Regions from separate parts of the Mus musculus genome. Here all the other regions are linked to region 1. A link is a loop called in an ENCODE intact Hi-C map of the cell type or tissue named here. Cell type or tissue: left cerebral cortex. All regions are shown on one strand. Region 1 holds the start of Pip5k1bos (phosphatidylinositol-4-phosphate 5-kinase, type 1 beta, opposite strand). Region 2 overlaps Pip5k1b (phosphatidylinositol-4-phosphate 5-kinase, type 1 beta). Region 3 overlaps Pip5k1b (phosphatidylinositol-4-phosphate 5-kinase, type 1 beta). Region 4 overlaps Pip5k1b (phosphatidylinositol-4-phosphate 5-kinase, type 1 beta).

Region 1 (8,000 bases):
TTGTCAGGACTCCACCTCAGTCTCTGTGGCTGGGGTGAGGTGGGTGCTGGGAATGAAGGGTGCACGGGAGCACTTCAGCATTCTCTTGATAAGTTGGCCTTTGTGAGTGCTCCTAGTCAGGCACACTACTAAGTTATTTTTGACTTCCCTATGATGAAACTGTAACCCAAAGCAGGTTATCCTGAGCCACGTGCCACCTACATGGAAAAGTGAGCCCTAGAAGTCAGGACTTTTCACCCCAAGTTCATGTCCAGACCACTCTGTCCCACATTGTCACTGGTCATGAAGAACACCAGCACTGTCAGTCTAACGTTTCAAGGGAGCACAGGTCCCGCTCAGTCCTCCAGCTAATCCATGGGCTTGCTGATGGCTTCGTAGACCTGCCTCCAGGTAATGCCACCAGTTGCTTTTCTTATTTGCATTACTTATGGTCACCTCTTTTCCACAGGTGTGTAGGCAGGTGAGGGCCAAAGCCAAGCGTTATTCCTCCAGACTTCCATTTTCACAAAACACTCTACATTCGGGTGCACAGAGACCTGGGCACTGAGGGGCCCAAGAAGATGGCCATTGTAATGGTGGCAGTCTGGGATTTTTGGAGAGTTAATTAGAACTTGGGCTGTTGGGCAGCTCTGTGTGGGACAGGGGCAAACCAACTCCTCTTCTGTGAAAGAAATTCTAAGTAACTTCTACTTTTTCACCCATTCCTGCCTTTACATTGTCCCTTCTTGCTTCAAGAGGTTGCTCACTCCAGCCCTGCTTTATATTTCCTTCATGTCTTCACAGCTTTGCTAGATAACACACACACACACACACACACACACACACACACACACACACACACACAGGGTGGGAGGATTGATTTCAGGAGCTAAGCCAGGACAATAACCAATCCTTTTTTTTTCCTTATAAAGATTTATTTATTTCTATGTATTTTTATGTATATGAATACGCTGTAGCTGTCAGACACATCAGAAGGGGGCATCGGATCCCATTACAGATGGTTGTAAGCCACCATGTGGTTGCTGGGAATTGAACTCAGGACCTCTGGAAGAGCAGTCAGTGCTTTTAACCACTGGGCCATCTCTCCAGCCCAACAATAACCAATCTTTAGAGGGCCAAGATCTACAGCGAAACTGGACATTACTTCTGGGCACAGGAGTACTCTGTCAATGCTCATTGTGTATCCCTTGATCGTCTCGGCCAAGAGACGTCAGAACTTTCCCACTCCACTAAGTGATTTGTTCAGCTAAGTAGAGGGAATCACACGCACTTTCCACAGAGTACCACCAAGGCTAGGACACATGGCTGCAATCCCTTACTGCAGAAGAGAAATTACAAAGCTGGACACTTCCATGGCTCTCTATCTGAAGAGAGAATGGAAGCAGAAGTGAGCTGCCTCCGAGAGGCAGGAATTACATGTCACTTCCCCCATTTGTGCCTCAGGTTGTATTGGCTACTTATTGGCACCCAAGCTTCTTGATCTAGGAAAATGAGCTATGAAGAGAAAATTAATAACAATGGAGAAGCAGGGCTAGAAGGGAGAACAGCTTTGCCTTCGCTCTCAAATCTCTACCAGTGAAGAATTTTATCCCTCTTGGTTTAATTTTCAATGGGAATAAATATGTATCTTAACATACCTCTAAATATCTGATACCATATATAGCATATGGATATGTTGCACACTACAGGAATAAAGACTGTTTGTGCAATATAAAGTCAAAGTCAAGAAGGGCTATGACTGCCAATGGGGCAGAATCATGAGATGCTGAAAAAGGGTCCTGACACCCAGGGGTTTTGTTTCTTCCTCTATAAAACAAAGGTAGTAAGCTAATGACCAGAAAGGTTTCTTATACATACAAATTACTGAAAGAATACTTTCCGGTTTCATTTTGTTTCCAGCATTTATGGTCAGGAACTGAAAGCCACTTATTTCATATGATTTAATGTTTTTTATTCCACCATTTTTTTTCTGTATCTACTATTTTCTCCCCATTTATAGTCATGCCTGTAGAAGCACTCTTCGGTCATAGTTACACCAGTAGAGATACAACAGAAAGCAAATGTGCCATGCCTCCTTTGGGTTACAACTTTCCAGGTCATACTGATATCAAGAAAGGGGAGCAGATTAGGCATATCCCCAGGTAGTAATGGGGGAAGCAACTTCGCTTCCCATGCCTGCAACCTCCAGCATTACCATATAAGGAAGGCTGGGGCGTCACTGATTTCTGCACCCCGCCCCCCGAGCTCCAAAAGAGCAGTATTGAATTGTTTTTGGAATTGTTTAAGACCACAGATGTCTGAGCTACCAACAAACTATTTAGGACTCTTCCCTGGCAGTGATCACCACTTGGATGGATGTGAGATTGTTTGTAGACCCTTGAGACTTGATCCTAACAAACCCGCTTCCAGTGGCTCATCAGAATGGGATCCCTTGTGGTCCCAGTAGATGCATGACCTGCCGTGATAGCACAGAATGAAGAGTCTGGTCCATCATCAACTGCTCCCTTCAGGATGGCTGCTCCACCTTTCCTGAGGTACACAGTTAATCGGAATGTTTCCATAGTCCAGGCCTTTACGGACTGTGTGCTCTGTCCAACTGTGGTCATCTCCTGGCCATCTTACCACAGCCTTTGTTCAGAGCTAGCTCAGCACTCATGAACTCAATCACCAAATACAAGCCACTTCAAGGAACACTTCTGTTCATAATCAGTCATTTTATTAGAGTCCAAGGATACAGACGACCGTCCCAGCAACTAGGACATGTTGGACTAACAGAACAAAGCAATCTATTAACACTCCTCAGCCACGAATACGCTTTATTCAGTAAGCGACTTGGTAGCTGCTGGATGGATCATCTCAACACTCAGAGTCTATAGGCTATGGATACATATTCTGACTGTAGAGCTCCTTCCATGGGCAGGTCCCATGGCAGTAAGCATTCAGCATACACACAAACAAGGAGTTAAAATCTGGAGATTCCTGTGTTCTATTTTCTGACATGTTCCTTGGGCCTTTGTATAAAAGTTCTGCTCACTCCCCACTACATCCCCCATGGTGGCTGCTGTTCTGTGCATTCTGTGCCTCTTTAAATAGCCTAACCTGCCACCCCACCCCGCCCCACACACACACCTCCATCTTGCCTTCTTCTAGGCCTTGTTAGACACAGCCTGTGCCTGGATAGGATCCTTTAATCTTTGCTCCAGCCCTAGCATCTGATACGGGCTCCAGAGTCTACCTATGGTTGCTTAGCAACAGGCAGGCTTCTGAACTAAACACACACCTGATTTGGTTATCTAGCTTGAGAGAAACTTCTGCCATCCAGTTGGGTAAACGAATGAGCTTTTGAGAGAATGAACTAGTATGTGAACAGAAGTGAACGCAAGCAGCCTTGGCTTCTGCAGACCACCACCAACTAGGGCTGCCAGGCAGGTCAGCACCACAGCTGCTGGGCTCCAATGGAGGAGGTGTGGTGATGGGAGGGGTTCCATCTTGGCTGGGGGCCCTAACCGAGGAACAGGATTGGAAGTGCTTGTGCATCTGTACCACATGGTTCAGTCTGTATGAAAGGTAACCACCTGGTGTTGGGGGCAGGGAACCCCACACAATATGGAAATTTTCTTTCAAAGATTCAAAAAGGAACAAGGAAATGCAAATCTTTCCAGGACAGCTGCCCCTGAGCAGAGCTTAGAGCCAGAGGAAGGCTTAGGGCATCCTCCCAATCAGTATGTCCTCTTGGGCCCTCCTCTCCTTTCTCTGTGTCCTTGGTGATGATGGAGTTTGCTGAGACCCAATCCCTCACCTGGCACAGCTTCGCTGCCTGCAGCTGTTTGTGTGACGACGGCAATGGCACAGAGTCCCTTTGTTCTGTTTATTCTTATCTCTTCAAATCCGGTTCTTGAAACTATTTCAAGACACCCTCCTCTCCCTCAAACACAACAGCAACAACACCCCCAGTATACCTAAAGCCTTGAACCCACAGATGGAAAGAACCAAGAGAAACTGCCTTTCCACTCTGATAACTAAGAACAGAGGCCTGAGGGAGAGGCCAAGTCATACAGAGAATGCTTTCATTGGCTCCCAATCTCCAAATGAGGTCCTTGTACCTGTCCATTCACCCTGTTAAGATTACAGAACTCTTCTTAACCTGTACCAGACCAGATATGCCTAGGTTAGTCTGTTTCTCAGTCCTCTGAACAATCTTCTAAAGCCAAGAATTAGCTAAGTCAAAAACTTCCATAGGAGGGTTTCTCTTTCTTGGCTCGAGTGATATGTTAGACTGGATACTTTTAGGTTGTGGGGGAGAGTCCTGTATGGCCTCCATTTGCTCTAAGCAAGTCACCCCTCTTCCCCTGATAGGACACTCCCACATGTCTATAGACACTGCTAAACACCCACTGTTGAGAACCGTATTTTCATTTAAGTGTAAAACTTGCAGGGCCTACACTAAGTAAGTCATTTCTCTCTGTGGGTGACAATGCCACGTGAATACTTGCTCTACCGTCAGCATGCCTGCTGTCCTGTTCCCTGAACCAAAGGAATGTCCTCTGTCACAGGCTCATTAGAACAATGTTTGAAAACTGCACAGTTTTTTTAAATGACATCTTGTTACACAAAGCCAAGTGAGAGACACAAATGCTGAAGTGACAGCAAGTCCCAGGGCACAGAACCCATCACTTTGGTCCGATTCTGGATCTTGAAAAATGTTCTGGTGGTGCGTTGGCTCTGCTTGCCTGTCCACCCTCCTTCCATGGGCACAGGGACACAGTGGGGCTGTGTCCAACAGGAGATAAACTACACAGAGTTCTTTTCGCTCACCAGCAAGCCTGGGGTAGGGACTGCCATGCAGGCATCTGAGGAGCAGAGACCATCGTCTGGTCTCCTCTGTGAAACCACCGAGGGTCCTGAGATGAGTGCAGGGCTGAGAAAGGCTAACGAGATCTGGAGACTTGACTGCAGCTTGGGTTTTTGCCCTCAGCACCAACTTGCCCCAGGGACTGAAAGTTTCCTTGGCTTCCGTTTCCTCTTATGCTAGGGAACAGTTTTATCAGCGGCACATCCAACTCTGAAAGTCTAAGTTTCTAAGAATACAATGCAGAAAATGTCACTTCCACCCACCCCACAATCCTTCTCCTTTCTAAATTAATCATTTCCTCTATTTCTACCTCAAGTGATGGTGACTATTCTCAACAGACTGCAAAATCCACAGTGAATGTCAAATTCCTTCCAAAGGAAAGGATTGATTCTGTTATTGAGGTAAAGACCTTATTCGTATTGTGTGTGTGTGTGTGTCTGTTTGTGTGTGTAAAATATCTCTGTGGGTAACTTATGTTCTACTTTCAAAAAACAAATTCATCTAAGTTTATTAAAATTGTGTTTAAAGATGGAAAATACCAGTCCCATGGTAGATATGAAGTCACTGACATATTTATAGCCCCTGATTCCAGCTGAGGAGTCACCTGACTCTATACTCTACATAGGTATTTTCCATACATCATTTCCTTTTTTCCAGACATGCTTTGTAAACGTGCCCTGCTTCTTTAAACACAAAGAACAACATGGCAAATCGGACTGAGGGAGAGGCTTGCTGAGCCAAGCAATGGAGCAGATCAAACCATCTGCAGCACTAGGCTCAACGTTTGACTGAGAATTCAAATATTAATTGCTTTATGCTGATGGAAACCACACCAGTCACACTTGTTGTTATTGTTTTTTTTTTTTTTTAATCACAAGGAGTTTCACAGAAAGTTCAGCTTCATGTGTGTACTGGGTGAAGTGATCGCGTGTCTATGTAGGTCCACAGCAGGGTCATTTAGGGATTATAGGTACTGAGTTCAGTGATTCCAAGCTTGCAGGGGTTGGGGATTAAATAGAGGAGGGGAAGGAATTAGAGGAGGAAATGCAGAGATGAGACAGTCTCCATCTTGGACCTCAGTCTGTCTGGAAAGAGCTTCGAGCAAACTGACAGCAATATGATTACAAGACACCAAAGCATTATGGGTACACAGAGGAGGACGGTGGCCTGATTATACAGAGGCACTGAGAGCAATAGCACCCAAGGATGCCCAGGTCTTAACTCAGAGAATAAGCAAATGTGTTACTTGAATAGGCAAAATGCATTTGTTACTATGTTTCTACCCTTGCTCGCTATAGGTAGGGAGACATAAGCAGTTCTGATGTGAGAAAAGGGAAGAGGCTAAAGAGGAAAGTGACACACAATGGGAGAAGGACCCAACCCTGCCCCTTGTCTTTGAAGAGGATGGAAGGGGCCATGAACCAGGAATGTAAGTAACCCAGAGAATCCAGGAAAAGGACCTAGATGCTAGGAAGAGATTCTCCTCTGCTCCCAAGGAGGAACAAAGCCACACAACACCTTGATTTTAGTCACTGAGATAAGTGTTGGAGGCCCATCCTACAAAACAGTAAAATCCCAAGTATACACTGTCTAAGTATACACTGTTTTAAATTGCAAAGCTTATGGTTGTTCATTACGGGAGCAACAGTAAGGTACTTTGAAAGCTCTCACTACCTTTGAGTCCTGTCTACGTGAAGCACCTTCACCTATTTACTCTTTGTTCCTAGTCTCAAAAGCCACTGGTAATTTGCACTGGGCTAGCATTAAGGAGGCTGGTTTGCATAAGGACCCAAAGGATGGCACAAACAGGCCTTAGATAATTTATTGAACAGATGAACCGTGATGAGTTTCTCCCGTGGAACAGTACACATTTGGCCTTCAGGATTAAAGATGGTCTTTCTAGAACCTCTATAGGCTGCAGATGCACAAGACGGAACCCCATGTTTTGGCTCTGGTTTTGTCAGAATCCAGCCAGGGTTGAGGAGATCTGGTGTGTTCTGTATCTTACCCACACTGTTCTTTAGCAGTATTGAAATCACCATGCCATGGTTTGGAAATTCTTTTGAAGTTCATTTCCCTAGACTAGGGAAGAGCAAGGTGACAGGATAATTTTTTTCCCTTACAGGATTAAACATTTGAAGCAGAGTCATGTGAGTTTCTACTCCACAGGCTATTTAAGGAAGGACAGGAAAATGTGCTAATGGATAGGAATGTGAGCCATCTTATTTTGGAAGCAAATGAGAAATGAAGTGCAGCCTCGCCCCACTCTTCACCCATCTTCCCTCTCCTCCCAAGGCCTCCAGCATGGCCTTGGATCAGTGCAGAAGGGCCCATCACAGAACCAAAGCAAACATAAACCAACTCAGAGGGCCTTTCCATGCCTCAGTGTTCACAAATGAGAGAGAGTCAACTATTACATAAACGTACATCAAAACAAACAAACAAACAACCCTCAACAAAGGGAAAAGCAACATTTTAAGCAAAATAAACCAACCAACCACCCTCATCGAAGTAATAACAATTACAAAAGAAGTATATTTTTTTTCTTACCCAAAGCTTTCTTTCCTTAGGAAGAAATGGCCTACCCCAAATACACTGCAAACCGTATCCCCTTAAGATAATTGATATACTGGTTACTTTGCTTTGAGGCAATCAATGAGCAGCAGATCCATAGGGAGAAAATTTTATGATTTCTCAAGTTATAAAAATAACGCATTTACCTGATTTGCCTGGACTGATACAAACTCTACACAGAATTCTATTTTAAGAGAAACATGGCTTTATCATTTGCTAGTATTCCCAAAAGCTGTGTTTACAATGATTGCTTTTCCAAATGCTCACTTAAATCAATTACAGAAAAATCACAGTTCTCGATTAAATAATAAAAATATAATCTTTCGGTAAAACTAGAATTAGAATGAAAACTTGTGAACAAAGAAAACATATTCTTCAAACTAAGGAAAACATCACACTAAGACAAACACTGGAGTGCCCCTTTTCCAAATGCCTTTTATTTACATACCTATTAATAACCTGTGTCAACCTAATGTGTATTCTGGAAAGTGGCACTAGAGTATTTGTCCTGTAAAGTCAAGAAGACAGGCTGGACACTTAGCACAAAGAGCCTCTGACACTGTGACTTCTGAAG
Region 2 (8,000 bases), 92 kb before region 1:
TGGTCACTGACGATGTCATACTCGATGGCTTTGTCAAGGTAGTATATATGACGCTCCGAGACCACCAAGTCCCCTTCCTTCTTCCTACACTGCCTTACTAGGCAGGGCGCAGCTGAGTGTGGCCTGCAGTCTGGGTATAAGGGACGACGTTTATCTTCCCTATGGCAGACAGGGCACCTGGACAGAACACTTGCAGTGTTCCTGTAGGAGCTTCCTCCCCCTGCCCTCATGTTTTAAACCACAGATTCATATCCACGTATTCTATTGGCCCTTCTAACTTGGGAAAGGGGTGTGTACAACTCAACCCATGCTGTTCTATTGCTTACATTGTTTCGGTTCAGCCATGGAGAGCTCCTTCAGTTGGCACCTTTGCCCTCTGTGCCCAATGTTTTGCTCTCTGAATACTTAACTACCTTTAAAGTTATATTTATTTTAATCTTAAGTGTGTGTGTGTGTGTGACAGAGAGAGAGAGAGAGAGAGAGAGAGAGAGAGAGAGAGAGAGAGAGAAAGGGAGAGGGAGAGGGAGAGAGAGAGAGATGATATGGGGGGAGGGAGAGAAAGAAAGAGTGGTGGTGCTCTGGCAGGCCAGAAGAGAACACTGATCCCCGGGGCTGGAGTTATTGGTAGTTGTGAGCTGCCTGAAGTATATGTGAAGAACCAAGCCCAGGTCCTCTAGGAGAGCAGCAAGTACTCTTAACTCTTACCTTCTCCAGCCTTCTTAAAAAGCAAAGAATAGAAACTTCTGTGTTTTGGGCTCCACTTTAGAGTTAGTTCAGAAATCATTCACTTACGGGAGAGGATTTCTATCCCTCTTGCTATGCTAGGCATTTGCGCACAAGTTTCCTAAGCTGTTCTTAGTTTGTCAAAGGGATGGGCTTGTAGAACTATGTTGTCTGACGTAGACTGTACCAGGCCCCAGGCATGAGCTTTTCCAGGGGTGCTGCATTGGTTACTGTTGTCACTGCTGGGAACGAACACCTGATAAAAAGTTGCTTAAGGGAGGATTTATTTCGGTTCATGATTTCATGGTGTGAAATGAGTGGCAAGCCGGGCTCCTTGCCTGGAGCTGGGAGCTTGTGGCAGAGCAGGCTATGTCTTTCAAGATCAGGGATAGAGCTGGGACAGGAAGTGGGAGTGGGTTATAAACGCCAAGCTCCACCCACCAACACCTACTTCCTCTAGATGGTCCCCACCGGCTACATCTCTACGACTTCACAACAGCACCACCAGCTGGCACCCAAGTGTTCACATGCACGAGCCTCTGGGGACCACTGCAGGCCAAAAGGTCCCCTTTCCCCATCTGCACCTCGTACTTTGAAATTACATTGACAGTGGCTGCCAAGCTGGACCAGGGATGAGAACGCTTCTTCGTTGGAAGTCAGAGGTGATGTGGAAAGGATGTAGAGGTTTCCACCTTTGGGGACTGGCGTTCTTTGACCCTGCTAATGTGCACAGTGCCCAGTGTGTAGCATGATTAAAAACTGGCCATTGCTGGAACATTCTAGTCTAGGCTGTCCCACTCTGTTCCTCGGCATAGAGGTTTTCTCATTGCATCCTTACATCAACTACCTACCCCCCACCTTCTCCTTTTTTTTGCACCCATAGAATGCATATGTTGTGAGGATGTGTGTCCGAGGCCAGGAGGTATTTTCCTCCACCATTCTCTATTTTATTTGTATTTGCATGTGTGTTTGTGTGTGTGTTTATATATATATATGTGTGTGTGTTTGTGTATATACATACATATATATATATATGTGTGTGTATACATATATATGTGTGTGTATATATATACATACACATATATATGTGTGTGTATATATATATACATATATACATATGTATATACATATATACATATATACATATATACATATATACATATATACATATATACATACTATGTTGACTAGCTGTGTAAGTCTCAGGGATCTACCTGTCTCTGTCCCCTAGCACTGAGGTGACATACACATGCTGGTATACCCAGCATTTTCTGTGGGTTCCGGGGATCTGAACTCAGATACTGTGTTTGTGTGATGGGCATGTTTATAACTGAGACATCTCCCTGATTATTATTATTCTCCTTCACTTCTCTTCCTCCTTCTCCTTGAACCAGGGTCTTATTCTGTAACCCAGTTTAGCCTCAGACTCACAATAATTCTTTTGCTCCTGTCTCCAAGTGCTAGGGGTACAGGTGTGAGCCACTGGGCCTGGCTCCCCTTCTTCTCTGACCCTTGATATCAGCCAAAAGGCAAAGAAGTGACCCTTCATTTTCTCTTTAGCTGTGGGGTCTCATTACAATACCCAGGCTTGTCTTGAACTCCTGGGCTCACATGAGCCTTTTACCTCAGTAGCTCCAACTGCACCACGAACCACTGTGCCCACTCTTGCAGTAACTTTTTTTTTTTTTTTTTTTTTTTTTGTGGTGGAGATCCTTAATCTCCAGTAGATGAGGAGACATGGGATATTAAGTGACACAGCTGTTTAATTACTGAGTGAGCCAATCCAATCTATGAAAAGTTGTGCAAGCCTACAAAGGAGGCACAGTTTGTCGGGGGTGGGGTTGGGGGGAGGGGCAGCTTCCAGTCCAGACCCCTTTAAGGCTTCATGCTTGGGCTGGCTCTGTCCATGAGGAGAGTGAAGAGGCATTATTGTATGTGAAACAGTCAGTTGTCTTTTCCTCTGTGTTTACTGTGAGGACTGACTCAAGAAACTCCTCCAGAGGCAAGGTCACAGGGAAACGCAAGGATATTCTAGTTTAAAAAGCTCCATGCCATTTCTCTTCCCAGGTCCCTTAGCTCTTGCAAGTTGCCTGTTTCTTTCTTAGCTATAGCACTAACGTCTGCTTTATTAGGACAATCCCTCCTTTGTAATCCCTCACGCCTGGCTTCTGACTCTTTGCCCTAGGGAGGAAGGAGCTTTTAGCTCTTATTCACACAGAGCCTCAGCAGCTCCCTGGACTGCGTATGGAGTCAGGTTAGACCCAAGTCAGACTCGGCTTGTTTGGAGACAAACTCAAGGGAGTAGCCTTCACAGCAAGCAGCCACAGAACAGATGCCAAACTTCTTCAAAGTTCAAGGTATCAATACATGCACTGTTCGGAGATAGCAAGATAGGATGTTTACTTATGATAAATAAACTTTAGCCCTTTCCCTCCCTTCTGGGGCCTTGACATCTCTAAATGGCATTTTAAATCATTTTGGAAGCCCCCAGGAGACATTTTAGTCCATCCATCATGTGAGTGGAAAGGGCCTCCGTGGGAGAGGGTGGAGCGACAGGAATTTCTGAGTGTCTATGAGACTTGAAATTCAAAATAAACAAGCTAAAGGACACGTGCACATGTCTGAATATAAAGCACTCTTGAAAATGAGAGGAGGATGCTTAAAGACTGCCAACGGGCAAGAAAAAAATGCTATTGATTTAATTTCCTTCGAAAATGAGTAGCAGGTGCTCAGATGAACTGAGTTGAAAAACAAGGTGTGTGATCTCTCTCTGTGTGTGTCTGAGTGTGTGTGTGTGATCTCTCTGTGTGTGTGTCTGAGTGTGTGATCTCTGTGTGTGAATGTGTATGTGTGTGCGTGCACACATGGGTAGTAGACACAAGGTCTACTAACTGCCAGGAGCTTAGAAACAGAAGATATATTTTTATTTAAGGTTTTTTTCCCCCTCCCTTTCGGATCTGATCTCAAGTTTTCATTTAATTTGGCTTGAAGAACCGACCCACTGAAAGCTACTGTCAGAGCGGGAAGAAACGACCTGAAATTCCTGCCACAAAGCACTCAGCACCCTGGCAGGGATCACCCAGGGCAAGGGACTATTGTATGAAGGATGCCAGGTTTGTGACTGAACTATAGGATTTGCGAGGTGGAAGTTTAGGAAGGACTTCATAAGTTATCCCTGATGATCTTGTAGCAAGGATCCTTAGACAGAGGGCTAGTCATGGTAACAGGTTAAAAGTGTACATTATAATCAGCAGATACGACAAGTGTCTTCCTTCAGGGCTGCTAAGTGTCTTCCTCCAGGGCTGGCTTCACAGACAAGTGACCAGGGCAACTGTCCCAGCTTAGTTTAATGTCCTGCCTGCTTCTGTGTGTGTGTGTGTGTGTGTGTGTGTGTGTGTGTGTGTGTATTTTGTTATGTAACTTAGGCTAACCCTGGATATACTCTGAAGCTCAGGCTGGCCAAGAACTCACGATCTTCTTGTCTTAATGTTGAGAATTCTGAGATAATCAAAGCGTATCACGATGCTCTTGTTAACAGTTTTTGAGCAAGGCCTCTCACATTTTTATTTCTCTCCTTTCACATTATGGAGTGAGTTTTGAATGGCTGTGATATCCTGGGAAGGGCATGCTGACATGCATCATTGTGTATACCATGTATACATGCATGCATCATTGTATATGCCACGTATGCATGCATGCATCATTGTGTATACCATGTATACATGCATACATCATTGTATATGCCATGTATACATGCATGCATCATTGTATATGCTATGTAGACATGCGGGGCCTATTCAGGGCTTGCAGTAACATTTAGTGGTTGAGCTGTGCACAGCACACGGGAGGCCCTGGAATCAGTCCCCAGCATGGAAAATGAAAGTCAATTTTTCTTTCTTCAACATTTAGATTGGAAAAAAGAGTTGCAAGGCTCGAGAGACAGGCAATCTCAGAGATGTCAGTCATGACTAACATCTTAAGATACTGAAATGCTTTAGTCACAAGGTAATTCGAAATTGTCTTGAATGTGCCAGTACACATGGCAAAATGGCACTTTAAACAATGACTGGCTTTCTCTCTCTTGATGATTCATCTGCTTCTTTAAGAAGTATGTCTGGGATGTGTGGTATAATCCTACGCACTGGCAGCAGAAACAGGAACCGAGTTAGCTGCCTGCTCAAGCATCTCAGAGGATAGTGGTTGGCTACTGTTCCCCGCATCATTTGAATCCTCTGAGCCCTACATTTAGTATAGATGAACGGAATAGCTCCTTTAAGACCAGGGAGTCATGTGAGGAGAACATGTACGAAAAGCAGCAAGGCTTTCCTCTCCCCATCACAATAATGCAATGTCTCTCTTCTTTACGAGGCCGTGAGAATCGAGACCTTCAACCTTGCTCGAGCTCAGGGAGGCTTCCCCTCTTGGCCAGGGGCTTCAGCTTTTATTGTTATTATTTGTTTTAAATCTCAAAAGAGCCAATGATAAACGTTATGTTTAAATGAACTTAACTAGGTCTCTGGATTCAGACAGGAGTTGTCCTTCTGTCTACACATGAAAAGTACTATTTCTACCTTTGGTAGGGGAGGAATCTGCTTCCACCTTTTGATTCTGCAACTACAAGAATAACTTGTCCCGAAATAAATGCTTATTCTGTTTTTTCTCCCCCAAATCAGAATCTTAAATGAAAACGGACCCTCAGTAGTAGATAACATGATGGATCAGAGGAACCGGAGAAGACAAACTGTCTATTTTTGATACATGTTTCCCTGCTCACTTCATTTTCTCTATTTTGATCCCCAGAGCTCCTTAACAAGTCAGGAATAAGAGGGAAAGTGTGCATTTAGTTGGGGAGAGGGAGAGAGGGTAAGACAGATGCCTCTGGCTAAAAGTCTAGTTAAGCAGGCAGATCAGCTTCCAGAATTCTCTTTACTACGCAACTGTCTTTTTTCAACTCTATTTTTTTTCCAAGTCTTAGTCTCAGGAGTGGGTAGAACAGAGAGTCTTTGGATCACAGAGCACCAGTTACAGCGTAGGTTAGGAACAAACATGGGGATGAGGTGGGGTTAGCCCATAAAACCAGCCTTTATCTTGCAGGCTGAGAGACAAGGGAGTCTTTTCTGGGGAATCTGACCTGAGAGACTCCTAACACGAGTAACGCTGGTGAATTACCCCAGAGCAAATCTACAAATAACAAGCCCCAGCCCCAGGCTCCCAGGCCCCAGCCCTAGACTCCCTGTGTCCCATTTTTTGTTTGCTAATGTTATTGAAATATTATACACATACCAAACAATTGATTCACTTAAATCACGCAATTCAGTGTTTTCAGTATACCCAGAGCTGTGTGACAAGCACACAATCAATTTAACAATGTTTTCTTTGTCACTTGTGAGGTGACTGTGCTCATTAGCAATCACTTTGTTTTTCCCAAACCCTTTCTTAGCACTAGGTAACAGCCAATTTACACCCTGTCTCTGCAGATTTACAGTGGCACACTTTTAAGCCTCAGCAGACAACTAAGTATTATAGAAACCTAAGAAAAGCCACTATTGTAAGGGAGGTGACAATACAGGGGGGAAAAAAAGCTAATTGGAAAGAGGTAAGATTATAAGGGAGAGAAAAATGCACCCCCAAATCCACACCCAGTATCGCCTGGATCAAAGTTTGAAATAAAAGAAGGAGGCACCTAAACAAGGAAATAACTGGGACAAGAGAGGTCTTGGAAAGAGAAATGTGGTAACAGGACTGACTCAGTGACAGGCTGAGGAGAAATCAAGGTTACTACACTTAACAATAGATACACTTAACAATCCATATACTTAGCCATAGATACACTTAACAATAGATATACTTAGCCATAGATACACTTAACAATAGATATACTTAGCCATAGATACACTTAACAATAGATATACTTAGCCATAGATACACTTAACAATAGATATACTTAGCCATAGATACACTTAACAATAGATATACTTAGCCATAGATACACTTAACAAAGATAAGATGGCAGGTGGGATCAATCAACATGGAAACATGGACAGTCAGTGCTTGGTGTTTTTTTTTCCCCATCAAGATCATAATGAGAGAGAGAGAGAGAGAGAGAGAGAGAGAGAGAGAGAGAGAGAGAGAGAGAAACAGAGGCAAGGAAATCAACAAGATTGCTAATTACAAAAGCCAAGTCAGACAGACAAACAAACAAACAAAAACGTCTCACCCTGGAGGACCTGAGTGTAGACTGGAAAGTGACAGTGTCCTTTACCATGGGTGACAATCAGCCCACCAACCTCATGCACTTTATCAGAAAACAGAGACGATCTCTAAGCTTTAGGAGGGAGAGCAAGTAGACCACATACATGAGATTAGGAAACAGGAACTTTGAACCCCTCATCAGCCCAGGTAGCCTGAACACAGTACAATAATGCCCTCAAAGGCCTTAAGGAAGACTGACCCCAATAAGACTCAAGGCCTTGCCAATCCAGTAGCATAAAGACCTTTTAGATATATAGAGTCTCAAGACTTCCTATAAGCTCTATCTCAAAAAATGACTGGAGGATGGTTTCCATAAAAGTCAAGGAATAAGTTAGTAAGAGGAAAAATACAAAGACCATAAGCAATGGAGTCGAGTTCAGAGAAGATACTGAACCCAGAGTAGAGGTGAATGTCAGAATTGACAGGTACCACGCACAGGGAGCAGACTGGAATAGGCCGGAAGTGTCTAGGAAAAGCATCCAGGTATATGGATCTGATACAGTCTATCTGAGTCAAACAGACATGGAAGGAAGCTTGAGATTTAACCAGTAGTAATTATTATAAGATATCTAAGAACAGAACAGAACTCATTCAGGGGGGCAGGGATGGGGAAACACATGGCAAAGTGACAATGCCTTCCAACAGGGCAGGGCTGTGAGCGGTGTTTGTGGCTCAGTAAGGACAATGATGATATGACCAAAATGATGATCTGCTTCTAGTAGAACACAGAGGAGAGGAGCTGATTGCTATGGAGGTAGGGGTGATGAGGGGCTATCCTCGTCCAAAGTGGTCCAAGCCTGTAGAAACTGGAGGACAACCCTGCTATTCCAGACATCATTCATTCCTCCCCAGTCCCTAGTGGCAAGATAATATTGTTTACAGAGCTGGAAAGAAAATTACTAAAAAAGAAAATCAGACATGAAAGGTGGCCGCCTTTAGCAAAGATATGAAGGCTGGGGACATATGGGCTAGTGGTTTGCACAATAGTCTATGAGGCACTGGAAGGGTGGAAAGGATGAAAGTCC
Region 3 (8,000 bases), 110 kb after region 1:
ATCTGGGAATGTTTCAGTCTAAGATAAGTAAGATCTGATTAAATTAAAGCTCTGGCCTGTGCAGGAAGGGCCACTGCCATCGCAGGGTCTGTAGAAAGGGGAGCAAGGAAAGCAAGATAGAGGAAAAGGCACAGGCCATGGCAGCAGAGGTGGCAAAGGACAGCGGAGAGACAAAACAGACAGGAAGTAGCTGTGAGCTACAGAATGATGGCAGCCTTGAGAAACTAGAAGAGTCAGGAAAATATGCTCCTGGCAGGGGTGGGCCCCAGTAAGAGCATTTTCTAGCCAGGACCTCAAATTTAGGACTTCTGACCTCTAGAGCTAGAGGGTAATGAACTCGTGTTATTATCGACACTAAATTCATATTGTTTACAGCAATGAGAAGAGACACACAAACTATTATTATACTGCTACTTAACAGTACAGAGTCAAGGACAGTATTAAGATATACGAGAGGCAAGTAGTGTGCAGACAATTCACATATGAAACATAAAATAGGATAAAATTAAAACGCATTAGCACATACTAATAGATAAAAAGATCTCTGAAGTAGTGTCCCCAATTCTGTTCTTCCGTCCCCGCTATCCACAGTGGCCTGAGCAGTCCTTTCAAGTGTGAAACCAATGACCTTGTTTCTCTGCTCAGAAGTCTTGATGCCTCTTTTGTACCTGAAACAAAGACCAAGTCCCGACAGCTTCATGGGCACCGTATCCAAAATGACTCTTAGTTCTGGGGACAATCACTCACACATTCTATGAGCAGTGTCCCCTGCCCAGGCACGAGTGTTTGCCCTCACTCAGTCTATATCTCTACCATGGTGAGCCCACTCTATCTAGCCTTACTTGCTATGGATGATGAGTGCAGACACTTTGCCAGCCTGTGCCAGCTCACTTCCTTGCTTCCACCTGGTCTCTGCTATAGGTCCCCTTATCAATGGAGATTTCTTACACTACCTCTGTAAACAAAAATTCCACTGCCCGGCTCCAGAATGCTCCATGTCCCTTATCTTTACTTTACAGCTCATATTATTCACCCGACATACTTAAAAAAACTACCTATTTGAGACCCATCTTCTTGAGTTAGATATACACGCCTCGAGGACACAGAATTCAGCAGGCCTGTTCACTGAAGTGCTCTTAGTGCTTAAATGAGTTCGCACAGGGGTGACAGGGGTGTTAAATGGAAACCTGTTCGGTGAATGAACCAGGATTAGAACTGACTTCGGAGACATCAAAGCAGCTTCCATTTCAATATAGCTGGGGTGTGGATGAGCCATAAAACTCCACATTGATGCGCCTTGTTAGGCTTTTCACGGACCAGGAGTCAGTCAGTCAGTCAGTAACTTGGGATGGTGATAATTTTGGAAGTCTCAACTCTGACTATAGCGTTTCTCCATTTTCTGTGCATGACTTTTTAAAATCTCAATTAATCACCAGCGCCCCCCCCCCAAGTCTCATCATACTTATGCAATCAAGAGTCTCAGACATTCTCATTTCTCCTTGGTCCCAGATCCTTGAAACACTCTAAGGTCTGCTTCATTCCTTCTGATGCTTTTCAGACCCACCCTGGCAACACATCTCATCACCATCTGGGTTGTTTTTTTTTTTTTTTTTGTCATTCTTATACACTCCAAAGGGTCAGAGATGAGACAGGAGCACGCAGTGTCCTGGGAGATACAAACAGATGAGCCCCTTGAAACCAAGGGATGCTAAGGGATACAGGAAGGTCAGAAAGAGGAAGAAAAGGATCGGAGGCAGGGGTGAGTTGAGCTACAAAATAAAGTGATCTTTGACTGCGATTCAAAGCAGAAAAAAAACAAAGCAAAATGTGCGTAAGTAAGTTACCAAGTTACTAATGATCCAAGTAACTGAATGAAACAAAGAGCAGACACATCTTCCCTGCAGAAGAATTCCACATCATTTTGAGGCGACATCTACCCCAATGAAAAGGTGTATCACTTGCCAGTCTTGTTCTGTAGGCTGGACATAGTGACATCCTGCTAGCTATTCCAGAATAAAAACAGAAGGAAGTGAAAAGAAACCTTTAGCATTAGCACACCTGGCGAGCGGCCAGCTAGTCTAGAGCAGTATCAGAGGTGATAACCCTCGTGACTGAACTAGTGTCCTAATGTGATGTCGTGAGGATGGCGTTTGACCTTCCCAGGATGCACTATTCTAGTCTAATGATAAAAACAATGGACAAATCTCCATCGAAGGGCTTTATATAAAACCACTTGACAGTAATTCTCAAAATTGTCAAGGCCAGGAAAAGCAGGGAAAATCCAAGAGACAACCAAGAGGAGCCTAAGGGGTCATGTGATAGGATCTCAGAAGAAAGGGACATGGGGAGAAATGTAAAACCTGAGTCAATTGTAGACTGAAGTTAAAAATTGTTATCTGCTCTGGACTTAAGACAAACGTACCACACCAATGAAGGACAAAGAAAGAAACCTGGAGGTAAGATACCAAGAATTCTCTCTACTGCTATGTATGACAGAACTCTTCTATGTTGTGGATCTGTAGCATCCCAAAAGACCCGTGTTAGGGCTTGGTCACCAATCTATGGCACTATCGAGAAGTAATGCCAAGTGGATGGAAATTACATCACTGGGGTTGAACCTTATCTCATTGGCTTCTGTTGTTGTTGTTTTGTTTTGTTTTGTTTTGTTTTGTTTTTCGAGACAGGGTTTCTTTGTGTAGTCCTGGCTGTCCTGGAACTCACTCTGTAGACCAGACTGGCCTGGAACTCAGAAATTTACCTGCCTCTGCCTCCCAAGTGCTGGAATTAAAGGTGTGCGCCACCACGTCTGGCATTTCATTGGCTTCTTGGATGCTATAAAGGAAACACCTTTCTCCAGCACACCCTGCTACCATGATGAGACGTCTCCCCACAGGCTGAAAGCAGCAGCCACCTGACTGAGGGCTGACACTTCTAAAACTGCGAGTGAAATGATTCTTAAAGCTGATTTTCCTCAATTGTTTTGTCATAACAACAGAAGCTAACACATCCTCTAAATCTAAAAGTGCTCTAAAATAAAGTTTGCTTTTTTAAAAAAATAGGCTGGTGAGATGGCTCAGCGGGTAAGAGCACTGACTGCTCTTCCAAAGGTCCTGAGTTCAAATCCCAGCAACCACGTGGTGGCTCACAACCATCTGTAATGAGATCTGACGCCCTCTTCTGGTGCATCTGAAGACAGCTATAGTGTACTTACCTATAATAATAAATAAATCTTAAAATATAAATAAATAAAATCCCAAGAACTCATGACCTCCAGCTTCAAAGGCTCCCCAGGTTTCAACTCAGAAGGTAATTTTGCCTTAGCAGTCAACGTAAGATCTAGTAAAACAAGCTTTTCTGTTATATTCAAAGGGACCCAAAAGAGGCCACACATGGGGGTGGGGGGTGAGTGGCCCTATTATTCACGCCGCAGAGGCAGAGACAGTCACTTCCTATTGGCTTTTCCAGTTTTTCAGTTTGTAGCAATGAGGTACCAGCCTTCGCCACCATCTGTCTGGTTGGCAGAAGATTCCCACAACCATCTAGCAGATGGGCTGCCCACTCCTTTAACCTCACCAAATGCTCTGCAGAGCGGCCTTCCCGTCACACTCTGGTGTTACAGACAGGCGTGTCTTCCTTCTATATCAGTCCTGTTTTTCTTCTGTAAACCTGGTTATTCCCATGAGCCTCAGGACTACTTGAAGCCACAGGAACAAGTATCTGTTACTACTGTCAGGCAATGGAGAGTGTCAACACGGAGGAGGGAGGCGATGTGGGGAGGTGGGGTGGAGGATGAGCATCTAAGCACGCAGTCCATCTCTGAAGGCTCCCAGGGTTCGATTCCAGCCGAGCACTTAACTAAACAGACAGCTACCTTTGATCCTTTGTTCTTGTCCTTCCTTCCCACCTAAGTCTTCCTTGGTCTACAGTTCCTTCTACGTTTACCAGTTCTGTGTGGCTCTCACAAACAAGAGGCCTTTACCATGCATGACCTTGCCCTCCCTGTGACCCCAGCTGAGACTCATCTTTCTTTGCACCCCCCTGGGGGGGGGGACTGTTATAGCTCAGAGGCAGATCTCCCCAATCACACTGTGAGCTCCTTAGTAGAAGCGACCTCATCGGCTTCCCATGTGCACTTTGGGCTTTGATCAGTCGGAGCAGTCCAATAACCACTAGCAAATATTTGAAAGTTTATTGCACAGAAATGAAGCGAAGAAAGAACAGAACCATCTCGTTTTGCAGCTGAAGGCCTGAAGGAACTGACTGAGGCAGATGAAAGACTTTCCTGAGGTCATAGGGGAGCTGCAGAGCCAGAATGGGAAGCCAAATTTCAAGCTCGTTATCAACACTATGCCCCTCACAGCCTCCTAACAAATACTGGTGCCCGAGCTGGGGTTTCTATTGCTGTGATGAAACACCATGATCAAAAGCAAGTTGGGGAGGAAAGAGTTTATTTGCCTTACACTTCCATCACTGAAGGAAGCCAGGACAGCAACTGAAACAGGGCAGGAACCTGGAGGCCATGGAGCGGTGCTGTTTGTGGCTTGATTTCTCTGGCTTGCTCAGCTTGCTTTCTTACAGAACCCAGGACAACCAGTCCAGGGATGGCCCCATCCACAATGGGCTGGGCCCTCCCCATCAATCACTAATTAAGAAAATGCCCTATAGGCTTGCCTGCAGCCATATCTTATAAAGGCATTTTCTCCATTGAGGTTCCCTCCTTTCAGGTGACTCTAGCTTGTGTCAAGTTGACATAAGACTAGCCAACACTAGTCAAAATTACCCCTGACAATTCTGCCTTTTGAGTACAATAGGAAAATGAGAGAAAACGTTGTTATTAATTAAATTTATTTTTGATAAATAAATTTTATTCTTTGACAATCTTATATGTATATGTAATAGACCCTGATCACTCTTTCTGTCCGCCCTCTATATTATCCCCTTTATCCTTGCCCATCCAAGTCTTAGATTAATAACTTTTGGGTGGTGCTGGGGTGCACTTAGTTAAACCAGGACCATCTGGGGGATGGATGGGAACTGTGCATTGGAGCCTAGGGAGGTTACTAGTAGATACACAACAGAAGGCAATGATTCTCCCCAACCCCAACCGCTGAGTCTATTGTTACAAATGGTTCCACAGTGAGGAGTAGGGCCCTCAGCTTCTTTCCTCCATCCATGCTTATTGGGAGCCATTCTTGTGTAGGCCTCGGGCAAGCGTCCACAGTTGCTTTAAGTTAACTGAGAAAACTTTTATTCAATTGTGCCTCCCCAAACCTAATGGACCTAAAGCACATGTATATGGATTTAACAGGGCACAAGGAAGGTGACACTTTAAAATATTCTTCAGGGAGCATTGGGCTTGACTATCATTCTTCGCAGTAATCACAAAGCAAAACAGTGCACACAAAATGCACATGGAAATGTAAAATACCCAAAGTGAGAGAATATAGAAAAAGCAGTACAAAGAGGAACATCAGAGCAGTAGGTACCTACCTCAAATACATACATACATACGTACATACATACATACGTACATACATACATACAAGAATGGAACGAAGGAAGGAAGGAAGGGAGGGAGGGAGGGAGAGAGAGAGAGAGAGAGAGAGAGAGAGAGAGAGAGAAAGAAAGGGAGAGAGAGAGAGAGAGGGAGAGAGAGAGAGAGAGAGAGAGAGAAAGGAAGAAAGAAAGAAAGAAAGAAAGAAAGAAAGAAAGAAAGAAAGAAAGAAAGAAAGAAGCCAGGCAGTGGTGGCGCACGCCTTTAATCCCAGCACTTGGGAGGCGGAGGCAGGCGGATTTCTGAGTTCGAGGCCAGCCTGGTCTACAAAGTGAGTTCCAGGACAGCCAGGGCTATACAGAGAAACCCTGTCTTGAAAAAACCAAAAAAAAAAAAAAAAAAAAAGAAAGAAAGAAAGAAAGAAAGAAAGAAAGGTGGTTGCTGGGCGTGGTGGCACACATCTTTAATCCCAGCACTTGGGAGGCAGAGGCAGGCGAATTTCTGAGTTTGAGGCCAGCCTGGTGTACAGAGTGAGTTCCAGGATAGCCAGAGCTACATAGAGAAACCCTGTCTCAAAGAATAAAAGAAAGAAAGAAAGAAAGAAAGAAAGAAAGAAAGAAAGAAAAAGAGAGAGAGAGAGAGAGGAAGGAAGGAAGGAAGAAAGAAAGAAAGAAAGAAAGAAAGAAAGAAAGAAAGAAAGAGAAAGGAAAGGAAAGGAAAAGAAAAGAAAAGAAAAGAAAAGAAAAGAAAAGAAAAGAAAAGAAAAGAAAAGCAAGCAAGCAAGCTAGAAAGACTGACTTGGGCATAAACTTCAGTGGCAGTGCTTACCTAGAATGCGCCAGGGCCTCGGTTCAATCCTCAGCACTACACTAAATAAATATTGCTAATATACAAGTATGTATACAGATTTCAAATCAGCAACCTGGCAAAGCATTTCAAGGAACTAGTACAGCAAAGGCAAGAACCAGCAAAGATCAGAGCAGAGATAAACTGAGAGGAGAAAAACAATTCAAAAGACTGATAAAAAACAGAGCTGTTTCGAAAAGCTACATCAGCTGACAAAAGTTTAGATGCATTGATCATGGGTGGGCACTGGAGAGAACCCAGACAGAGGCAAGAAAAGAAATAGAGACAAACGAAATATGCAAGGCTGTGAAGCTTGAAGTGCAGTGGAGGTGAGCTCTCGGGCTTTTGGAGTTGTTAGGGACAAGGCAGATGCTGGAGGAATACCCTGCATGAGCATCGTGGCCCTGCCTGTGGTGTCTCTGCAAGCCAGGCCAGAGACTACCCTGCAGCAGGAGCATGTGACACATAAGCACCCCAACAATGTGCGGCAAGGTCCCTTCAGCAATCGGCTTCTCACTTCCCACAGGCAACTCTGTGGTCTGCTTCTTAAGGTTTCTAAAAATAAGTTGCCACCAATTCCATTACACAACTACACAGGCATTTGCAATTACATTGTGGCGGCCCTTGCCTAAATGAAATAAACTTCTCTTTTTATTGTGGAAGAAAGGGGACTAAATTTCCTTGCAGGTGCAAAGTACCAACGCTCACTTTTCTGTGTCACCATCAGGAGACTCAGGACAGTGAGCTATACCAGACATGCTCACTCACTATGCCAGTCATTGGAATTCCGATCTACTCGGCCTCACCTAAGGGACAGAGAGACCTTTCTGTTCTCTGCTCTTGCCAGCGCTCTCATGCCAGATGCTACTTAAGAGAGCTTGGCCCAGAGCATACCCTGGTCTTCCTATAGTTTTGGCCATGGTAGTTCTTTGTTTTTGTTTTCACGGCTCACTGGCCTCTGGTTTAGCTGCCAGACTTGAACACAGCAGCTCTTCCTCTGGTCTCCTTTTTATAAGCTGTAGGTGACCACATCCTGTATCTTGAGAGAGGTGGGTGAGAACTTTAAAACGAGTCATGGCTAATCCTCCGATACTAGGAGAGCATTAACTAGAAATGGTAAGAGAGCGAACCCCGTTCTGAATGTCAAACATGACAAGGATTACATGAGCCTTCCAGGATGTATCAGACTCACTACAAGCTGAGCCTGGAGTACGCTGGAAATGCATTTAATGTATCTAACCTACCAAAATATCACAGGAAACGCACTAAGACTATCTACATTACCCTACAGTTGGGCAGAGTCATCTCACACAGTCTACTACAATAAAGTGTGGAGTGGCTCGCTCATTGAACACAATGAATACGTACTGATAGGGAGCCAAGTTATCCTCTGAAATGGTTCCATATCATTTTGAATGACACTATTAAACAAAGGAATCCGCACAATTCAGTTAACAAGACCTTGGATTGAAGAGAATTCCATTTGTCAACCTCATTGAAAATTAAATGAGCCCCTTCTTTACTCGATGAGTTTAAAATCCAACGGAGAAAGGTGAGACACACTTACAAATACCTGAAAACACATTCTGCAAGGCGCTAAGTCCCACAAGACAAGTGGAAATAAAATGCTCATTTCTCCCTTTTCACTGCTTACTCTAGC
Region 4 (8,000 bases), 93 kb after region 1:
ATACTCCTAGTGGCTATCAGCAGTCAAGGGCAGACAGGAGATACACATTATAGCTGCTAAAGGCACAGTGTCTCTGTAGTACCAGACTGCTTGCATTGAACAAAGAGAAAGAAGAGGGAGGATTTTTTTTTTAAAGTCAAACTATATGAACGGCCAAGAGGGTCTATTTGTATACAAGTTCAGTTAAAAAGCAGTGTCCTGGCCTTGCCCTAACTGAGTAACCAAACATCTCTAGGATCTGGTCACATGACAAACTCTAAGAGCTTCAGTGTAATACAGTTCAAGTCTATTGCCAATAATATTTACATTATAAAGTTACAGACAACTTAGGAAGCAATATATACTCAATTAACATTTACCAGGCACCCATCAAAGCGAAGGCTTTCCCGATAACCTGAATCTATACAATTGACATCTATCTATGGAATCAATACAACTACATAACATCCCAAGTGAGTCTATGGCACAGAATGTTACACACACTAAAGACACTTAACTCCATGTAAAATATAAAAGATAGCTCTAGCTGTCAACTTGACACAGCTCAAAGTTAATCTTAAGAAGTCTCAGCTGGGAGTTGGCCTGTTGGCACGTCTGTGTAGCATTTGCTTGATTGCTAATTAATGGACCTTCTGTGGGCTGTACCATCCCTGGGCAAGGGGTCCTGGTCTATGTAGGAAAGCTAGCTGAACAGAAACTATGGAGCAAACCAGTAAACAACACTCGTTCCTGGTTTCTGCTCCAGGTTTCTGTCTAGAGTTCCTTCGTTAATATACCTCTGGAGGTCTAAGCCAGATAACCCCTCTCCTCCCCAAGTTGCTTTTGGGCATGATGCTTATCATAGCAATAGAAAACAAGCCAAAACAGACATTACAATCTGAACAAATTTTCAGTATTATACAGGGAAGCAGGAATATAGATTTGGGTGCCGATCCTGAAAAAAAAATACAGATCATGTAACATAAAAAAAATTTTTTAATGGCAATTTGATCTTCCCGAGAGCCTGCGCATGCCAAGTGAGGACACCACTGGGCTATGCTCCCAGCCCCAGAAGCAAACATTTCAAAGGGGAAATTTTAGATTGTTGACATTGCTGGGAAGTCACCCTTTCCCATCCGCAGCCCTCTCCCATAGAGCAGCAGGATACTTCAGATGTGAGAATCAACCCTGATTCTAGCCATTTCCCAGTGAAGCCTTGACTCACTAAAAAATACCCCAGTTCATCCAGGAAATATAACAGGGTGGCTCACTGTAGCCCAGAGTCAAGTGTCTGTATAAGTCTTTGTCCACAAAGAGGAGTGCCAAATAGCACCTGAGAAGGTTGGGCCACAGAATCGTCCACAAGAACTGACTACAAATAGTTTATAAGTTGGACTTTCATGAGCCCAATTATCCAGTGCCTCTGTTCTCTCATTTCAGCCCACTTTTGTATAAACATACCCAGCATACGGAAGAGCACCGCAGGCCCAAGCTCACGGGAGGCCAGCCCTAGCTGGCTGTGTGGAGCCCCATTGTTAGACAGGGTATATTTGAAAAGTGACTGCTTATTAAAACTGATAATTACAGGTATACTTCACACACACAGATTATAATTGCAGCGCCTAATTATAAGGTACCTTAGAAATAAGATTCTACGTTAATCACAAAATTCTTATTACCAACATTTTCTTGTGTATAACATGCCCTTGATACAAGTCCACCCGCTTCTAATACTTTAATCCTTGCAATAATGGTTATAAGGCTCCCGAGGCTCAGGCGAGTAAGCCTACTGACTTCCCCAAAGTCATCTAATTTTCAAGTGGAGATCAAGAATCCCAGAGACCTGGACCAGGCCTCTTACCTGCTAGGCACACACTTTCCCTGAGTCTGCTTGCCTGCCGGGACTGATCCCCAAACCATTGCTAGAGAGAATTCCCACGGCAGCTGGAAAAACCGAAGCCACAGGGGCTGCCTTTGAAAGGCATTCCCAGGAAAGACGTTCAGAAGGACGAGCAGGAGTATGCTCTTCAAAGGAGTGTGCTTTGAAAAGCACAGTCACCCAAGCAGCAGTCATAAACTGTGCATCACTGAGCACTGGGCTCCACCACACCGAAGTTATTTTCGATTATCCTTGCGAAGATCTTCAATGGTTTTTTACTCTCAATTCCTAGACCTTTTACAGAGTTACTGAGCACATTATCATTATTGCAGGCCAGAATTAAGACTCTTAGAAACATCTGCATTCACAGTCATGTCCCCAGGGCACAGAGGCACAATGGCCTAGTCCCCAGTTGGACCAAATTCCTCTTCCTTGTAAAAATAGATGGCAGTATCTATTCACAACACTCTAACCTTCACTGAAAGCTGCTAAACGCTGCTAAATATTTCACGTATTTGAATGGGGCCACTGACACAATTCCTTAGTGAATTCAACAGCTCCAGTCACCGTGGAGAAAGCTGTAATTATGGAGTAACAGACGTGTCATTGACACGTGGAAAGGTTTGCTTGTTACAGTTTATCCAAGGGTATTAGTTAAAGAGTTCAAGGAGTTTGCCTGACTGACAGGTGCTCCATCAAGCCAAGTTTCCACAGCCCATAGGACCAGTGATGGGATGCTCTGAGACAGGAGGAGAAACCAAGGAAGGGGGCTACATGTGTCCACCTTTTTGTAACTTTTTTATCCCATTTATTTATTTGGGTGAGAAACGTGTGCCAGTGTGTGCACGTGGGAGGTCAGAGGACAACTTGAAGGAGTCAGTTCTTTCCTTTTGCCATGTGGGTCCTGAGTCTCGATCTCAGGCCATCAAGCTTGACAACAAGCATCTTTATCACTGGGCCATACTGCCTGCCCCACCCCACATTTGATCTTTGTAATAGAAACGACTTTTTGGGGAAAAGGCTTCAAATGCCTGTTGACTCTAGAGCAGGTGCTACAGAGAATGCTGGGTAATAAACTAGTATGGCAGTCGTGGGTTAGTAACCTTCATGTATGTCTTACCAGGAACAGTTCTGGGGCCTTACCATATACTGTATCATTTGAATATCCTCACTGTGATGAGGCTGTCTGGCCCTCCCCCAACCACATGGTCACTTAAAGAAGCAGTGAGGGCCAAACCCTCTAGTGATTCTCAAAAAGGAATGATTTTTATTTTATTTTATTTGTGATACTGGCAAGGCATGGAGACATTTTTGATCATCACAACTAGGGAGAGGTACTATGGTATCTAGCAGGTAGGAATGAGTGCTGCTAATGTCCCACACGCAGGGGCCAGCTCCCCAGGCAAGAATTACCAAATGTTACCAGTGCCATGGTTGAGAAAGCCTGCTGTATCGGCGACACTGTTAAAGGTAGACAGATAGTCCACTAGTACTGGCTGAAAGCCAGATGCTAATAAGTTCTCTCCCTGAGGCTCGGAAGGAGAAGCTGGTGCCTTCCAGCTTCTCACTGCTGCAAGCCTCAGCGATCCCTGGCTTCTGCTCAGCCTTGGCCTGCATCTTGACATCACCACCTTCTCTGCCTGTCTCTAGAGTTTCTCTGCGATGACCTGAGGGACACTTGGAAAATCCAGAATGATCTTTGCCTCTGAAAGGGCCATAGTAGATTGTCCTTTCCAATAAGCCAACAGATGCTAGGTGGTTATAGATCCCAGGAATTAGGATGTGGGTCTCGTCAAGGGAACACGAGTAGGTATTATTATTCTCATTTGTGCTTGAGGCAACTCTAAGCCACTCCCAGAAGCTGGAGAAAGAGCCAGGCCTCAACCCAGGGACTATTGCAGGGCATCAATGGGTCCACATGTGCTCCAAACACTCCCTGGAAGACTCACGTGTTGACAGGCTCCCAGGATGCAAGAGCCTCAAGAATAATTTTGTTAATCCTCTTTACGTTCTTTATGGGACATATTTTGTTTCCCGGGAAGTGTGTATTATACAAAGAATGACCTGTAATCCTTGCGTGGAGCTGCCTACCTCCTTCCTGTGTTTTAAATATGCAACAAATTACAGCCTTAGCTGCACATGTTCCTTTAGTGCTTGTACTTTATGATCAACTTAAACTCTCGCTCTTGCTGTGAGAGGAGGTTATTGCCCACGGAGGGACTGATATACTGGGTCTACGTGTGGGTGGGTGCCGGAGTTTTCATCACACACCCCCCCCCTTAAATGTTTTGATGCTAAAAATACTGGTTATTCAGCCGAACAGGAAATAAAGTACTGATCCATATTACAAAGGGCGTGAAGCCTGGAAACACGCTGAGGGAAAGAAGTCAGACACAGAAGAATCCAGTAGATGACTCCCAATGGAAGACACAGCCACAAAACAGAAAGGCAGCTAAACACCTTCCTACGGCTCAAGGGGTCAGAACTGAGGTATCCTGGGCTATGTTCTGGAGTGTCTTCGAGCCAGAGGGAAGTCAGCTTGCCTCCAGTTTTCACCCTAAAACAGTAGACTTTTATGCTCTGTGAATAGCACCTGGATAAAAATAAATAAATGGATTGCAGCTTAGACCGTCCATTTCTTTGCCATGTGACATTTCAAACGTATTTTCTTTCAAACAGTAAAGGGATTCCTACTTAAGACATCGCAACTTCTTATTTTATATAGCTGGGCCGGAAGTTTTCATCTACTCTTTAGATTTTTTGGTAGGTCTCAGAGATGCTTACACCACACAGCTTTGCAGTGCTCTGTTATTTTTTTATTGTTTTGTAACTGAAGTACTTGCTGTTTTTTTTTTTTAAAGAAAGTTATAATTTATACAAAAGCAACAGTAAGGATCATATTTTTGCCTCACTCTCGCCTCAAATTAGTTTCCTAACTTGCATTTTCTTACAGCGGGGCCCTGTTAGATAATAGAATGTAAGAACTCTGAAGCAAATTTCAAATGCAAGGCATCATGTGTATAAATAAAGATGCTTGTTGCCAAGATAACACACAGGACGCTGCTGCAGAGGTATATCAGCCGCAAGCTAGCCTGAGGCATTGGTGGTCCATTACTTCACAGTCAATAGGCAAGTGACAAAGTGCCATGCCTGAAGAGCTGTCCTGGAGGGTTAATATTCAGATAGGACCCAGCACAAGAACCAGAGCAGCGAGATAAGCTGCCTGCCTCCTCCTGAGGGAGTCCATCCAGGCTGTGGCCTTGAGGAATGTGGGCTGTCCCAGTGGCCTTAGGAGGAATAAGACTCACTAAAAGAAGACCCGTGACCTGTCACTCATGCCTGGGAAGAGCAGGATCCGTCACAGGTACATCTTTGAGTTGAGGGCATCTAGAGAGGATTCTAGAACCTTTGGGCTCTACAAGGCTCTTCAGGGACACTCTAGCTGCTGTGTCTAGAGAGCTCTTGCCCCCAGTTTCTGTGGTGTTGTTACTTTCTCCCTTCAACCTCATTGCCACATTCCACCTTAGTCTCTAATAAGTTCTAGTATAGGTTCCATTACCATGCCTCGGCCATATTGTCCTGAGGGGACAGTAGTCCAGGTTCCCAGCCAGAACCTGCCTTCACCATGCAGAATAAGGGAACTCAATTCAGCCCAGGAAGCAGCCTATGTTCTTGTGGCAGACCCTTATCATTGTCGGGTCTCTCCTCCAGATCTCTTCCTGCCTGCTTCCAGCCCACACACTTGGGGAATTCATGGGCCCTCAGTGTCTAGGTTCTCATGGAAGGTGGTGGTCTTGAATTCCAAATGGCTCTTGCCTTACTCCTCAATCCTTCGAACCTCCTCAGCAGACTTCCATATCTCCCAGGGAAAGAAAACACTTCCCAACCTAAACACTAAGATCACTATCGTGTCTGGGTTCATCTTGCAATGTGGCCCATCCTCAGTCAGTCACACCAGGCAGATCTGGGAACAGCTAAAACAGCTAAAGTTACTGACTTCTCGTCCACGTCACTGGTTCTCACTCCTACACCCTCCTCCTACTCCAGGGAGAGAAATGTAGTTCAAGGGATTGTTGCGGAAAGAGCCTACACCCCGAGCTTAGGCCTGAACATCCAGGATAAGGCTTTGGCTGTCTTCATCTTCCACGCTTGTGAGCCTTCCTCTCCTCAGTTACCACCGGAACATGACAGATTCCTGACACTGCATTCTGGGACTTCCTGAGAAGCCCAAAGTCTGTGTCTATACTCAGCAGGAAACCAGGAAGTATGCATTGCAGGCCAGATGGATACGTCCAACATTTATCCCCAATTTCTATTAGTTCCTGTAAAGCAAATCTTCCAGTCCACAGGGTTACAAAGAATGACACAGACTCAACCTTCAATAGATTGGCACTTTGGCGAAGCAATGGCACAAAGAGTGATGATTTTCACCCTTTAACAAGTCAGCCCACATTGGGATATGGCTTGCCTGGTCCTACATGAAGCATTTTTCCTCACATGGCCATACTACTTCTAAGGGAACTAATCTGACATTGAGGTAATATAAAAAGGCCTTTTGGCACTTGAGCTACTCAAATAAGACAAAGCATCTGCAAGCTCGGGGCCTGTTTCCAACTGTGGAATCTCTAGGCCTAGCAGAGAAACTGAGGCAAGACAGGGTCCTGAAGGATCTCTCGGATGAGGAGCAAATGTGCATTCCAGCTCAGGTCTCAAGTGACATTTAGGTGACTACTGTAATATAATATATTAAAAGGACAAATGTGTCCTCTCTTCACACCCCAAGCTCTTAAATATACTCGCAGTATATTTAAGCCTTGCAACTGTACGGTGTGATTTTAGGAGGTTTTCCTTGTCTTTGCATCAGCCACTGGGACCACGCCTACTGGCCCCTCACCACGGCTGAGACCCGAAACACTGGTGCATGGTGGCATTTGATTGGCTCAGAGGGAACCCATATTCTGGATATCTAGAAGGAAACAATTCTACTTTACAATGATCTTTTTAAAAGATGGCCTTTCGCCCGCAGGGAAGGACTTGGCAAGAGAAAGCAGCTAAGAGGAAAGCTCGCTAGAATGGGGCTGGGAGGCACCGGGCACCAGAGAAGAAAGGCTTGGGAACTGGGAGCTGGGAGCTGGGAGCTGGGTGGGCTTTATCTCGCCTCTGCCGGCCTCAAGTCCCTCATCTGCAGAGAGGAGATAATGACGGATGCTTCAAAGAACTACTGTGAGCAGAAGACAAGTGCCTTCACGAAGGCTCTCAAGGCAGAGGGTAAGTAAAACATGGTAAAGTCCAAACAGCCCGTCTTTGATCACTGCTATCTGTACGCATACCTTATACGCACCTATCTGCGTACTCAGTGACTATAGGTACAGCTAGGCCCAGACATCTCAATGGAGTCGGGAGACAAAAACTCAGTTGTTTGGGACACAGAACGCATTGTCCCTGCTCCCCCACCCCCCAATGTTTCAAATCATAGAATTCTGGAATTATCTAGTTAGTGAACTGTCTCACTAAATTACCCTCCACCGTGATATCAGAGAGTTGGCTCGGGAAGGCACAGAGTGCTCAGGGATCCTCCCTACGGATCACACTCTCTAGAATGGAATATGTAACTGTTTGTACTCAGCGCTGTGCTCAGGAGCCAAGGGTGTCATGTCTCCCAAATGGAAGGCCTGGAAGGAACCGAAGCAATGACGGGGGACCTGGTTCTGCATGAAACTCCTAAAGCAGTGTTCAGATGACAGAGAATATGCGCTGCTAAGTAAAACAAGTCATTTTCTGTGGCTGGCAGAGAGGTTCCACAGCGCATGCGCAGTGCTTGCCAAGCGTGCGCAAGGCTCCGTCAGGTGGTTCAACAGTGTATGCACAGTGCTTCCCTAGCGTTGCAAAAATAAACCAAAAGAGAGGCTGAAGCAGGCGAAGTGTGAGTTCAAGACCAGCCTGGGCTACATAGAGTTCCTGGCCTATTTGGACTATAGAGTGAGACTTTAAAAGAAAACAAACAAACAAACAAACAAACAACAAAAATGAAACAAGGCGAGACATCACGTAAGCAGAAGCTGATGAGATGGCTCGGTGGGTAAAGATGCTTGCCACCAAGCCTGATGACCTCAATGTAATCTCTGAAGCCCACACAGTTGTA

What was found. A loop is a pair of places that touch in the nucleus more often than their neighbours do. Peaks named below come from ENCODE experiments on the same cell type or tissue, not always from the same donor. Only the 100,000 strongest peaks of a DNase experiment are listed, where the experiment ranks them.
Region 2: it touches region 1 in a loop (9-fold over the local background); 3 of 42 quality-filtered maps call a loop at or near these places.
Region 3: it touches region 1 in a loop (2.1-fold over the local background); 2 of 42 quality-filtered maps call a loop at or near these places.
Region 4: a loop joins it to region 1, with 2.3 times the contacts of the local background. A loop is called at or near these places in 2 of 42 quality-filtered maps.

The regions. Positions count from the first base shown.
Region 1 is chr19:24,412,762-24,420,761 of GRCm38, forward strand. The region is part of intron 3 of Pip5k1b (phosphatidylinositol-4-phosphate 5-kinase, type 1 beta); the gene reads right to left. It overlaps Pip5k1bos (phosphatidylinositol-4-phosphate 5-kinase, type 1 beta, opposite strand), which reads left to right and starts at 3,248. Exons shown (of 6, transcript NR_167769.1): 1 at 3,248-3,429; 2 at 5,169-5,253; 3 at 6,151-6,281. In left cerebral cortex, no CTCF peak of the experiment used is centred here; DNase peaks (open chromatin) are centred at 3,477, 3,885, 4,431, 5,080 and 3 more places; H3K27ac peaks cover 1,930 bases.
Region 2 is chr19:24,321,078-24,329,077 of GRCm38, forward strand. All of the region lies in intron 13 of Pip5k1b (phosphatidylinositol-4-phosphate 5-kinase, type 1 beta), which reads right to left. Among named protein-coding and RNA genes, the nearest start is that of Fxn, 44 kb to the left of the region's middle. In left cerebral cortex, no CTCF peak of the experiment used is centred here; DNase peaks (open chromatin) are centred at 4,832 and 5,683; H3K27ac peaks cover 734 bases.
Region 3 is chr19:24,520,128-24,528,127 of GRCm38, forward strand. All of the region lies in intron 1 of Pip5k1b (phosphatidylinositol-4-phosphate 5-kinase, type 1 beta), which reads right to left. Among named protein-coding and RNA genes, the nearest start is that of Pip5k1b, 32 kb to the right of the region's middle. In left cerebral cortex, no CTCF peak of the experiment used is centred here; DNase peaks (open chromatin) are centred at 3,556 and 6,850; H3K27ac peaks cover 206 bases.
Region 4 is chr19:24,506,237-24,514,236 of GRCm38, forward strand. The region is part of intron 1 of Pip5k1b (phosphatidylinositol-4-phosphate 5-kinase, type 1 beta); the gene reads right to left. Among named protein-coding and RNA genes, the nearest start is that of Gm52399, 28 kb to the left of the region's middle. In left cerebral cortex, no CTCF peak of the experiment used is centred here; DNase peaks (open chromatin) are centred at 4,130, 4,862 and 5,899.